2 separate regions of the Mus musculus genome follow, and region 1 is linked to region 2. The links are chromatin contacts, found by Hi-C or POLR2A ChIA-PET in ENCODE. All regions are on one chromosome and are shown on one strand. The core of a region is the stretch at or near the end of the contact, and the rest is flanking DNA. Distances in the headings are between cores, read along the strand shown. Region 1 holds the start of Mxd1 (MAX dimerization protein 1). Region 2 has its middle 20 kb from the start of Gm46963.

What was found. A loop is a pair of places that touch in the nucleus more often than their neighbours do. ChIA-PET counts read pairs that join two places held with the same protein, here RNA polymerase II (POLR2A).
Region 1: a map of heart shows a loop between it and region 2 (2.1-fold over the local background). The contact joins the promoter of Mxd1 here to the enhancer-like site in region 2. A Hi-C loop is called at or near these places in 11 of 37 maps with a recorded cell type or tissue (gastrocnemius, heart, left cerebral cortex and 1 more). POLR2A ChIA-PET finds 5 or more read pairs at or near these places in 3 of 5 experiments (Patski and embryonic stem cell).

The regions. Positions count from the first base shown.
Region 1 is chr6:86,667,393-86,673,280 of GRCm38, forward strand. Mxd1 (MAX dimerization protein 1) reads right to left here and starts at 1,767. Exons shown (of 6, transcript NM_010751.3): 1 at 1,544-1,767; 2 at 1,146-1,242. The coding sequence starts at 1,616.
Region 2 is chr6:86,581,666-86,587,863 of GRCm38, forward strand. No RefSeq gene overlaps it. Among named protein-coding and RNA genes, the nearest start is that of Gm46963, 20 kb to the right of the region's middle. Within about 2 kb of position 3,091, at least 1 of the 3 ENCODE cell types and tissues checked has a DNase peak (open chromatin) inside an H3K27ac peak, as active enhancers do; it is heart, where a contact is called at or near this core.

The DNA of each region.
Region 1 (5,888 bases), core at 517-3,016, 84 kb after region 2:
GCGTGGCCAAGTGTGCTGCTCAGTCTATGATCACAACACTAAGGACTAGGAACGGGGTGAACCAAGGACAAGGTGGGTGAATCTGAGGCGTGAGTGGGAACCTCCTGGGGTGTAGTGGTCTGTATTAAGCCACAGGGGCTACACATATAGTGCTTGTGGGAGTTACTCATGAGAAGGAGGGATGAGGATTCTAAATTGATGAAAATGTCATTTTAGTTGATAGGCAGAAAGACATAATTGAATAGCTCAAGATACACAGACTCCTACCAACTTGTTAGTGGTTTTGTTTTTGTTTTCTGAGACAGGGTCTCACTGTGTAGCCCTGGCTCACATGGAATTCCCTAGGTAGATCAAGCTGGCCTCCAAATCACAGAGATCCACCTGCCTGAGTGCTCCTGAGAGTTGGGATTAAAGATGTGCACCATCATGCCCAGCTACAACTAGTATTTTAAGAGCAAGGAGGGGGACATAGGGACAGTAACAAAGATGAAATGTTATTGTGGATCAGGGACTGTGAGTTCCCAGCCATTAACTAAACACTGGTGAAATTCACAGCTTTTGAGGGCTATGAGGTAATCTCTGAGGCTAACAGGAAAAGGCTGCAACTTGCTGACATCTTAGTGTAGCATGCATCTTCTCACAGAAGTGGGTTCTACCCTCAATCACTCTGCTCAGCCACCAGGAAGAGAGGTCACAATTGGGTTACCAGGCAAACTACTGCATTTAATGTACACATTAAATATAAATTTCTACCACCTGTGTCAGGCCAGATACTTCATTTATAAAATCTCTATTAACAAGCAAAATCAACTGATACCATGCCACATTTTGAATTAAAGGAAACTCTTGCTTGTAAAGCAGGCAAACACAGTAACCCTGCTGCCAGACCTGCCTGGAGCAGCCACAGAGCTTTGCTTTGTTCAGACGGTAAAAAGCAGAATTAATCTTGCTTTAAAAAGTCACACTGAAATGTTAGACATTCCTATTTTTCTCCTCTGTTTCCTCAACTTAAAAAGAAGGACTGCTTGGCACCATGAACACATTACTGAACCCTCAATGTATCTGTAGGGCTAGAATCCTGTAAGTCAACTAACAATCAGCCTTGGTCATTTTAGCTACAGAGAAGGGGAACATTGAACAGTTACCTGCTACTGGTGCTGTTCTTCTTGGGCTTGTTCCTCCGTTTGAAGGCATCTCTGTCCTTGCTGTATGGCAGCATGGAGGCATACCCATGTTCAGCTTCTAAAAAACCGAGGGGTCCCGTTAATAAGTGGGCCCAGAGCAACTGACACCCTGTCCCCGCGTCCGTCTGTCTGTCGGAGTCCGGGACACCGGGCGGGAGCAGGCAGGCGGAATTCTGAGAACAATGCCTGCTCTTTCCTGGCGTGGACGCCCTCGGTTCGGAGCAGGTGTGGAAGGTTCCAGCTGCTCGCCGCCCCCCGCGCTCGGCTTTGGGGCGCGGGCTCGGGGGTTGGCGCTCGCGGCCGGCCCGCGCCCCAACCACCCCAGCGGCCGCCCGCCCGGCCCGCAGCCCGCCGTGCACCTCTCTCCCGCCGCTCCAGGTAGTCGGCCGCCTCCAGCAGCAGCTGGATGTTCATCCCGACGGCTGTCGCCATCCTGCACCCGGCGGGCCGCCTCTCCGTGCCCGCGGGCCACCGGCCGGGAACACCGAGGAGCCGCCGCGCTGGCCAGCCAGGAGGGGCAGCGATGGGACAGCACGGAGACAGGAGCCCAGCCGCCACCGCCGAGTGTTTATCCCGACTCGCCGCCGCCCGCCCCCGGCCCCGTCCCTTGACAGGCCCGCGGCGGCGGCGTGCCTCATTGGGCCGCCCGCGGCCCGGCCCGCCCCCGGCCCTCCGCGATTGGGGAAGTGCCCGCGGCCCCGCCCCAGAAGCCCGCTTCCCCCGCCGGTTGGCCGGGCTTGACAAGGCCCGGGCTCCGCCCCCCACGCCCCATTGGCTGCAGGACTCGCAACTCCGCCTCGTGCTTCAGCCTGCCTCCCATTGGCTCTACGCCGATAGCCGGGCCCCCTTGGGCTCTCCGGGTATTGGGCAAGTACAGTATAGGGAATGCCGCTGCGCCCGCGCCTCATTGGCCTAATCCTCGGAAACCTCCCGGCTACGATGACGTCACCTCTCTGCCCAAGCAGCGGCCCACTCCCGTGCTGCTGATTGGCTACAAGGCAGGAGGGCAGGGCGGGTCCCCGCCCACTGGCCGCCGACCTGTTGCCCACTGTCTCCGGGGAGAACTTCAGGCCTAGCTGGGGACCTCAGCAGATGGTGGCACCTAGCTCCCACCCCAGGGGTTGGGGGAAAACAGCCGGCTCCCGTATACCACACTCGCACCGAGTGACCTGGTGCATAGAGTAAGGCTGAACCCGAGGCCATCCCTTCCATCCCAGAGGAAAACACTTCAGAGCAGGCCTCTCCCCAAGGCCACCAGCACCCACAGGAAAGCTCACTTTGTAAACACAGGTCCTTGAGCATCGCGACTTTTGAAATGAGAGCTTATTCGAGACTTACAGTGTAATGTCAACATATTCAATTTAAATGGCAGGAATAAAGCTAATGGGTAAGAAGTCTGAAAACTGAAATGAGCAGGGGAGTTTAAAATGAAACGTATGAGTGTTGTCAGTATACAGTTTTAGCTTTCTCTGTATGCATATGTCAGGTAATCCACCTAGAGGGTTCCCATCCCTCAGGACAACCTGTGAGGGTTGTCATCCTTAGTTACATTTGCACATGAAGAAAGAGGCTCAGAGACAAATAACGTTCCTGTTTCCCCTTGGCTTGGAGAAAGACCTGAACCCCTGTAATCTCATCCACAACTGCCCAGGCAATCCTCTGACTTATAGTTATACAAAAACAAGACGAAACAAAACAAAACGATCCCAACAACAATAACAACAACAAAATGGCAGGTATCCAGAACTGCAGACAGCCACAGAACTAAATTCAAACCGCCATTACACACAACAGATTTGGGTGCGATGGAGAGGCCATGTTCCTGGTATGTTCAAGGATCCAATCAAGGGCTCTATGCTGACACACACACTGAAGGCAGTTTTTCATGAGGACATGGAACTTGGAAATGAGAATGTGGAAAAGAACCACTTGGAATATTTTAAAATTGTATGCTGTTTGTTAAATAAGGTTAAAAATTAAAGTATCATATGCAACTATTAAAGTAACCAACTTAATATTCATAAAATGCTTTGTTTCAGCCATTTTAACATCTTGGGTTCCACACTTTCATATTTCCTCCCAAGTTTACTGTGAATATATAACATCTTTTCAGTCTTCTCTTTCTGCTCTCAGCAACTTATTTCAATCCAGTCCTATTTCAGGATCATAATTCTACCCCTACAGTCACTCTAACGGAAAAGCCACACATTTCTTTTTAAAGGGGTGGTCAGCGTTTGAAACCCAAGCCAGAGAGACTATTTAAAGCAAGTAAGTTAAGCACAAACACGTCTAAATTCAACTCCAAACAAAAATACTCAATCACATAAACACCAGAGAGACTAAGAAATATGGCAATCTCCTTTCTTGGTGGCAAGAATAGGATTGCTTACACCAACTAGGACTTGCAGTTAGGAACAGAGTATCTAGCGCCATCTACTGGCAGTGAAGCAGTAAGTGGAAAACAAAGGGTGAACCAGCTCAGTCCTCTCCTATAACCCAACATGGTCAGTCACTATGGAAGCATGAACTGCTAAGTAGGCCTTGCCTCCCAAACATGAGAGTTCTAAAATGTGTGGGCCCCAGCTCTACGCCAATAGTTTAATACAAATGATGCATGTGATAGCACAAGAAAGGTGCTTTTCAGCATGCAAGATAAAACTAGGAACTGAGTAGTTAAATGGAGAAACCCAACTGTATGTATGACATGGTTGTCTATCTAGTCACTCAGTCCCACAGTCTGGCTCCCGGCCTCCCATGGCTCCAGCTGGGTGGAGGTCATTGCCAATGCTGAGCTCATCTCATATGGGACCCAAGGGGCTGCTTTGTAGAGCACCTCAGAACTTCATCCTCCACAGCACTCAACTGCCTGAAAGGCCTAGGCTGTGGGAATTAAAACTCTCTTCACAACCAAGTTTATAAAGACAGTATGAGATGAATTTTGTCTTCTATGTTTTTGAGGAATTTATGTCATTTCTTGGTGTAGCAAATATCCAAACAGGACATTTTTGTTTTAATATGAACCCTTTGCTGATGTTGCTTTAAACATTCAATGTCATGGCTTCTCTCATCATGACATTAGAATCTTCAAAACTTCTAATAGAGAAACACACACAAGCACACATACACAAATGTATATTCACCCATATACTATATTGCACAGAACACAGAAGAGGGTATCGGAGCTCTTTCAAGGTAGATTTAACTTACACAGGCACTGAAAGCTCTACAAGGCTCCATATTAATTCAGCTGTAAAATTATCTCTGGTTTTTTTTTTTAAGGCAAAGAAAAAGCAGGGTCTGGTGAAGCACAGCTATAACCCCCAGCACTCGGCACTGGGGCAGGTACCAGGTCCGTGACTTCTGTGTAAATGGGGCTCAGGGCTGGAGAGCAGGCTCAGTGGCTAACAGTATACTATACTAGGTCTTGCACAGGACCTGGGTTTAGTTCCCAGCATCCACACCAGGTGGCTTACAGCAGCCTGTAACTCCAGTTCCAGGCGACCTGATGCCTCTTCTGGTGACTGCACACACATGGTACACATACAGAAAAGGAGTCACCTATACATACATACAATTAGAAATCAGTAACTGTTAAAAAGGGAATCAGTCTTATCTCAGTTAATGACTAAAATACTTTCCAAAACCAAAAGACAAAAACCAGAAGAGGCTCAGTGAGAAAGCTGACAGCACTACATTCCAATTCTAAAGGCACCAGGCCCTCCACAGGGCTGGGGGGGGGGGGAACGGACAGCAGTAAACACGGCAAGCCCCACCTCTCAGAATCAAAGAGCCAGCTGGCAAACATGGTCGACCTAAGCTGTGCTAGGTGCGGTGAAGGGAAGCAGAGGTGGGCATGGAGGGCAGGTACACCTCCTACACTGCAGGGAACAGACAAGCTTCAACAGGTCATTATCAGCCCAGCACTTTTACTTCTACATAGACAGGCCAGGGAATTGAGAATAAACATGTGCTCACTGGGAAGGCAGGGGCAGGCAAGCAGATCTCTGTGAGTTTAAGCTCTAGGACTGCCAGGCTACAGAGAAAGACCTGCCTCAATAAATCAATAATAAAATGTGTTTATATAAAAGTGTACTAGTATCCATGGAATATTTTTCACAAAGGCAAAAGCATTCTAAATGCCATCTGCTGTTGTTGAAGTATAAGCAAAACAAGGTATAACCTCAGGACGGAGTATTAGTTGTAAAAAGGAAGGGGACACCAATGCACAGTGTGGATGACACCGAGTGAAAGCAGCCAGACAGAACAGCACATGGCTCTACTTATAGCAAACACCCAGAATAGGCACATACTACAGACAAGGCGTATGTTAGTGACTTGTGGGAGGAGGGTTGGGAATAGAGTAGTAAGAGAGTTCAAGGTTTCTTTGGATGATGAAAAGACTCTAGATGTGCACATACTAAAACCGCTGCCAGCTTTAACAGAGTATGTTTTATGAGCTATGAATCTTATCTCAATAGAGAAGGAATATGAGCACATCTAGAGGAGAGGGAATGTTCCAGAGGAATGAAAAAAGTGGAAAAACTAGCCTGGCCTCAAAGAATAGCAATGAGCACAGTAGATGTATTTCGATGTGTCCAAGTACAGTGAGCTAGGGTTCGAGTCCAGATCAAACAGGACTTGGGTGCTTTACACGTGGAGCCTGCAGCAACATGGACGTTATTCTAACAGTATCACTAAGACCAG
Region 2 (6,198 bases), core at 1,841-4,340:
GCAGCAACAGCAGCAGCAGGATAGCTTCAGTTGGCTTTTACACTGAAACCTGTTTTGTCAGTTTCTCTTTTTCTGCAAGAGGCTTGTTACTCTAGGAAAACCACACCTGGCCTTTACATGTGAAACTAATTCAGGCTGGCTGCTAATTGAGTTTCAGTTTTAAAACCCTTATTTTTTTTTAAATTTAATTAAAATATTTTATTCATTTATTTTGTCAGTATAAGAGGACAATTTGCAGAAATGGGTTCTCTCCTTCCACCATGTGGACCCTGGGCTTGGTCACTGGGCTTGGTGGCAGGCACCTTTATACCAGGTGAGCCACTTCTCTGGCTCCTAAAGCCCTTTTTATTAAAGAGACTTAGGTAACTAAACTATTATTATTATTAATTTATTTTTATTTTATGTGCACTGGTATTTTGTCAGCATGTAAGTCTGTGTGAAGGTGTCAGACTTTAGAGAGATAAAGAAATCACTTAAACTGACCAGGGCCAGTTGTGCTGCTGAAGGTGGGAGCTCCGTCATTCACTGTTGGGGTTCCTTTACCTTCATGGGTGCCGGTGAGAAGACTCAAGACTGCTTCTTGATGCTGTCAAGGGTAGACTCTAACATGGATGGGCCACAGCGGCCTGACTCCATCCAGGCAGGAGGATGAAGAGCAGCCAGTTCGGGATCCCATGAGGGGACTCTGCTTTTCCGAGGGGAGGAGAGAGCCCTGCTTGCCACGTGGTCTGAGGTGTTTGAGCAGAGGTTGAAGGGACCACACCATGTGTAATAAAGCCCCTTTGTTTCTGTACTGCCCCAGGGAATGCGTCTTTCTTTCTTTCTTTCTTTCTTTCTTTCTTTCTTTCTTTCTTTCTTTCTTTCTTTCTTTTTTTATTAAATTGGATATTTTATTTGTTTACATTTCAAATGTTTCCCAGTTTCCCCTGGTATCTATTGTTGTTTTGAGACAGGGTTTCTCTGTGTAGCCTTGCCTATCTTAGAACTCCCTCTGTAGACCAGGCTGGGCTTGAACTCAGAGAGAGCTGCCTACTGTTACCTCCAAAGTGCTGGGATTAAAGGTATGGGCCATTATTTCCTAGCTATCTATCTGTTTTTTTATTTATGTGAATGTCTGCCTCTGTAGAGCCCAAAAGAGGGTGTCAGGACCCCTAGTGCTAGAATTACAGGCTGTTATAAACTGCCTAACATGGGTGCTGAGGACCACATGTGGGTCCTTTGGAAAAGCAGCAAGTGCTCTGAACTACTGAGCCAGCTCTCCAGCCCCAAGCACATGATATTTTGTGTGAGTTTGTGTGTGTGTGTGTGTGTGTGTGTGTGTGTGTGTTATTTTTGATAAAGCATGAAGAGAGCTGAATCCCAGTCTGGGGCTGCTTAGTGCAGAGGGGAGAGATCACTCTTATGAAGTGAGCTAGGCAGTCAGAACTCCAGCAGGAGCCATTGGGACTTCTCATGCACTTGGGATAAGGGGTCATCAGCTTTAAGAACATGCCCAAGGACATGCCTGCAGCTCACACCCGATTGCTGCCATCCTAGTGTTCAGATGTATAGTCAGGTTTCCCTGCTAACAATCCTTTCTGACCAAAGAAAGCCAGTTCTAGTTCAGATGCCACACAGAAAGGTCTTGGTCACACCCTTCCATCCCTGTGAGTTACACAGAAGCCCAGGATGCTGGCCAAAGACCCAGAGTGGCAGCCTTCCCAGCTACGGCCCTCGGGGTGAAGGGGTGAGAAGAGCAGTAAGTTCTTGGGACTTGAAGACTAAGGAGACATCACTGCTCCTGTGAGTGCAGTAAAGCAAGGGGCAAGCCTGGGCCACACTTGACAAGTATTCTTAGGGAAAAAGACCTGGTTAATGGAGAATTTTAAAAAATTAAATGTATATGTTTCTTTTGTGTTTGTGTGTATCTGTGTTGGGGTATACACATGCCACAGTATGCTTGTGGTAGAGGCCAGAGGACATTTGGGGGTCAGTTCTCTCCTTTACTACGGGGATCAAACTCAGGTCACCAAGCTTGGTGCCAAGTGCCTTTACCTACTGAGCCATCTTGCTAAGCCTCCGGTGTCACTTCCTGTGACTGTTACTCCAGGCTCTGAGAGCTATAAGACCCGTAGGCTTTGGCTTTTTGGTGTACTTCCTCCTGTCATAGTTAAAGAACTCTGTTTCTCATTTGAGGACCAGTCTCAGGGAAGGTCTTGGTGGCCTTTTTTTTTTTTTTTTTTTTTGAGACAGGGTCTATTTACATAGCCTTGGCTGGCCTAGAACTGGCCGTGTAAGTCCAAGCTAGCCCCAAACTCAGACTCACAGAGATCTATCAGCCCTGGGTACCGGAATTAAAAGCAGGTGCCACCACACCCAGTTTCCATTTTATTTGAAGAACATGTGACCCGTCAGTTGGAGCGTAGTGGCTGGGGAGTCAGAGCTTTCTGGGTCTTGGTTATAACTACTGAGAAATATTCCCTATTTCTTAAGGTGGAGTATAAGGTCCATAGTAGATGGCCGTCTCTGCACCAAGATGTCCAAGATGAAACAGACACAGAGGGAGGTTGGGCTGAGAGAGGGATCTAGATGCCGATTGCTGTCTGCTGAGCGCCTGAGGTGGGCCCAGCTGCCTTCCCTTTTTTTCCTTATGACCATTTGATTTGGATTTTCATCAGCCAGAAATGTTCATGTATAAATTGTACACAGTCCTCGCTGGGCTGGGCTGCAGCCTTCTCAGCAGGTCTTTTTGGCTTAGAGTGCTGTCATTTAGACACACGGGCAGAGCCTAGGGAATCTGCATATGGAAAGCCCTGGAAAGGTTAAGTACAGGAGTCAAGGAAGCAGGAAGTGGGAGGACCCTGAACGCCTGAGAATGACCTCTGACCCCTCAGCTTTGCCTGCCCCTGCTGTATGCCCTCAGCAGCTCCTTGTCACCACCGATCCCGTATGATGGTATTGTAGCAGACTTTTCTCTCTGTTCTCTCCCAACACCCCCAGTGTGTGACACTCCGCAGATTTGATTAAATGAGTTATTACAGATTAGACTGCCCTGCCCCTCTGGATTCACAAGGTTAGGACGGGGCCAAGATTGGCAAATTCAGGGAGAGAGGCTGTCCCCTCTGTGCCTCCTGCAGTGCCACGCTGCCAACATGCACTCACTGCCAATGAGCACAGAACGCCTCCTCTGTCTAGTGGGCCGCAAAACGCTTAACCAGCTGAGTGGTGTTCCAGACTAGCATCTTCAGAGCTTTGCAGGGGGCGGGGGTGCTCTTTGTGCCCACAACGCAGCTTCCTGGCTCTGTGTCCATTCTCCCGATCCTGCAGGAATGTTTCAGAAGCTGTTAGAGGACAGGAATTAGTGTTTGGAAAGGTTGGTTCATGGCTCTGGAGACTCCATTAGGAAGAAAATCAAGTATACGGGTGTCTGGGCAAGGCGCCCCTTCAGCACCTTCGGTTAGAGTCTGAGCCCATTTCAATACCTCCTCCTCCCGGCCAGGCTGCCGGGGCTCCCTTCCCCCAGAGCTGCAGTTCCTGCAAGGCCGTGGGGGAGGGATTTCCCAGGGCCCGTATGACTCCTCTGGCAGTTGGCAGAGGTTTTTGTGCTGGCCAGTCCTTCCTGTCACGAACTCCAGGGATTTTCTGCCGTTGCCAGTCGTGCTTCGAGTCAGCGATTACAGGGTGGATTATGTAATGGTTGGCTGTTAAAAATAGAAAGGACCACGGTTTGCATCTATTTTAATCAAATCAAAACAGCCAAGGGAGGGAAGGGAGATGGGGGAAGGCAAAGATCATGTGACAGGAGGACGTGGATTGTGTCACGTGACAGACTAACAGCACAGGATTGCTATGCCTCTGTTCTGCCTGCATCATCTGCCAAAAATCCCTTCGGAGGATCCCTGGTTGCCTGTGGGTATCCCCTAGCTCCGACCAGCAGAATGTCATGAGTTGGAAGGCCTCCTATTAACGCTTGGCCTGTGTTTGGATTCTGTCCTTTTCAGTCAGCGGGTTTGTCTTATTGCAGTAGAGTCAGGAACTGGCTGATGGGGTCTTTGGCACCCCACATCTCTATCTGTCCTGCCACACAGCCACCCCTACCTCAGATAACTAACTCTTTGATGTAATTTTAAAAGATGCCACCGGTAAAATGAACCAATTCAAGCCATATTTTTTTTTTTAATTCCCCCCCCCCCCATTCATTGGGAAGCTGCTCTTGTATTTACTGGCCCCAAGGACCAAGGCAAGAAAGTTGACATGGAAAGGGAGAGAGAAAGGAGAGGAGAGAGGGGAAGAGAGCGAAAGAGTGTACACACAGAGAGAAGGAGAAGAGATGCCCAAATGTCTGGATTATATAGGGAAGGGCCTCTGGGTAAAGGGCAGCCCAGCCCCTGGGCTGGAAAGTTCAGGGTTGGGAGCAGGTTGTGCCACGTAGGGACTGAGGGATGCTGGGAGAACCTGGAGGCCAGGTCTGCTTTGCTGTGTAAAATATGCACCTCAGCCCCCGGTCCTGGGTCTAAATCTAAAGATCCCAGCCTTTTGTTAATAATAAATGACTAATGGGGCAATGTGATGTCTATGACTCCTTCCTGCTGACAATGGGGTGTCTTTGGGGGCGGGGCAAAAAGCTGGACGTCCAGGAAGCATGTCCAGGCTGTGGGAGCATCAGGGGTTAGGGGTGTGCAGGCCCAGTTGAAGCATCCTTTGAGGTTGGCCAGAGCCCTTGTGGGTAACTGCTTTGGAGCTGTCCTGACGCAGGCTCTGAGTCTGAGAAGCAGCTGGACTTGGCAGAATGCTGGAACAAATAAGTTTGTTAGAGCAGAAGATAAAGTTACGGAGTTAGGGAGAAAACTTTTTCTGTGGGTGTACATTTGAATCTCTTTGACCTATGATCTTGGGAGTTGGAGGAGGAGGATGGGTGGGTCCCAGGATCAGGGAAAGAGGAATAGATCCCACCCTCAGGAATAGGCAGGTGGGAGGGAAACAGGCTGTTGATTGACAGTATTTATCTGTAGTCTGACCTGTGAGAGGCAGAGAGAATCATTCTACGTTTACAACAGCAGCACGGCGAGGGGAAGAGAACGGAAACATTTTCCTTCCTCCCGTGTCCCTTAACTCACTCTTGTCACCATCTAAGGTTTTCATGTCCTTAACCTTCATAACCTCAAAATCTTACCAACCTCAAAACACCTTCTTAGACCCCCAAACATTTTCTTAGAAACTTTCATACCCTTAGATTTTACGTAAACTTCAAACTTTTCGCCTTTTCTTACCTACCCATCATGAGGCACAGGTGGCTGATCATGGGAGCAGATGTTGTAAAGTGAGTTCCTTTAGATAAAGTTACTTCTTTCACCAGTTTAGCCCTCAAGCCTCTCAGAGACCAGAGAAGGATATACTGTGATCTAAATTGCCTATGAGAGCACAGCTTCAAGACAGAAGCCCCTAACCCTGCCATATCCCCCCTCCACTCCCTTACCCTTGGGATTGCCACCCCAAAGTCCCTGACACAGGGGTCCCAGGACCACCTCCAGTCTGTTCTTGTGCGACTACAGATGGCAGCAGCCCTTTCCGTTCCTTGCTGCACATTAAGGATATTGATGGTTTTCCAAAGTAGCAGTTCTCAGTCTGTGGGTCATGGCCCCTTTGGGGGCTAAAGGACTCTTTCACAGGGTCAACTATGTCCATCAGAAAACACAGATATTTACAATTCATAACAGTAGCAAAATTAGTTATGAAGTAGCTGCAAGATAATTTTATGGTCGGGGTTTACCACAACTCGAGGAACTGTATTAAAGGGTCCTAAAGCCTTAGGAAGGTTGACAACCATGGATCTAGAGGGACACTTTAAGTGCCAGGTAGGTGTAGCAGGGTGGATCCTTTTGGAAGGGGGACTTTGGAGGGCTTGTCTGAGTATCTCAACCAAAGCAGGCCTTTCTGTGCCACCAGGAGAGGCCCCCAGGGATGGGAGCTTTGAACTCATTAGGTGACTATGGTTCTTGAGTCTGTCTGGAGCCCACACAGAGTGATTCTCACCATGGGGATTAGAGTTGCTCTGAAGAACATGGACGCCAAGCAGGTTTGCTGAGGTTAGAGAGAGACTGAAGGTCTGGGCACTCTGTATCTGTGCCATCACAGCCATGCTCGGCGCTTTTGTCCTTGGTGACATTCGAACAGCTTTGGGGACCTGCTTCTGCATCATCGGTCACTGTCCCGGGTCTT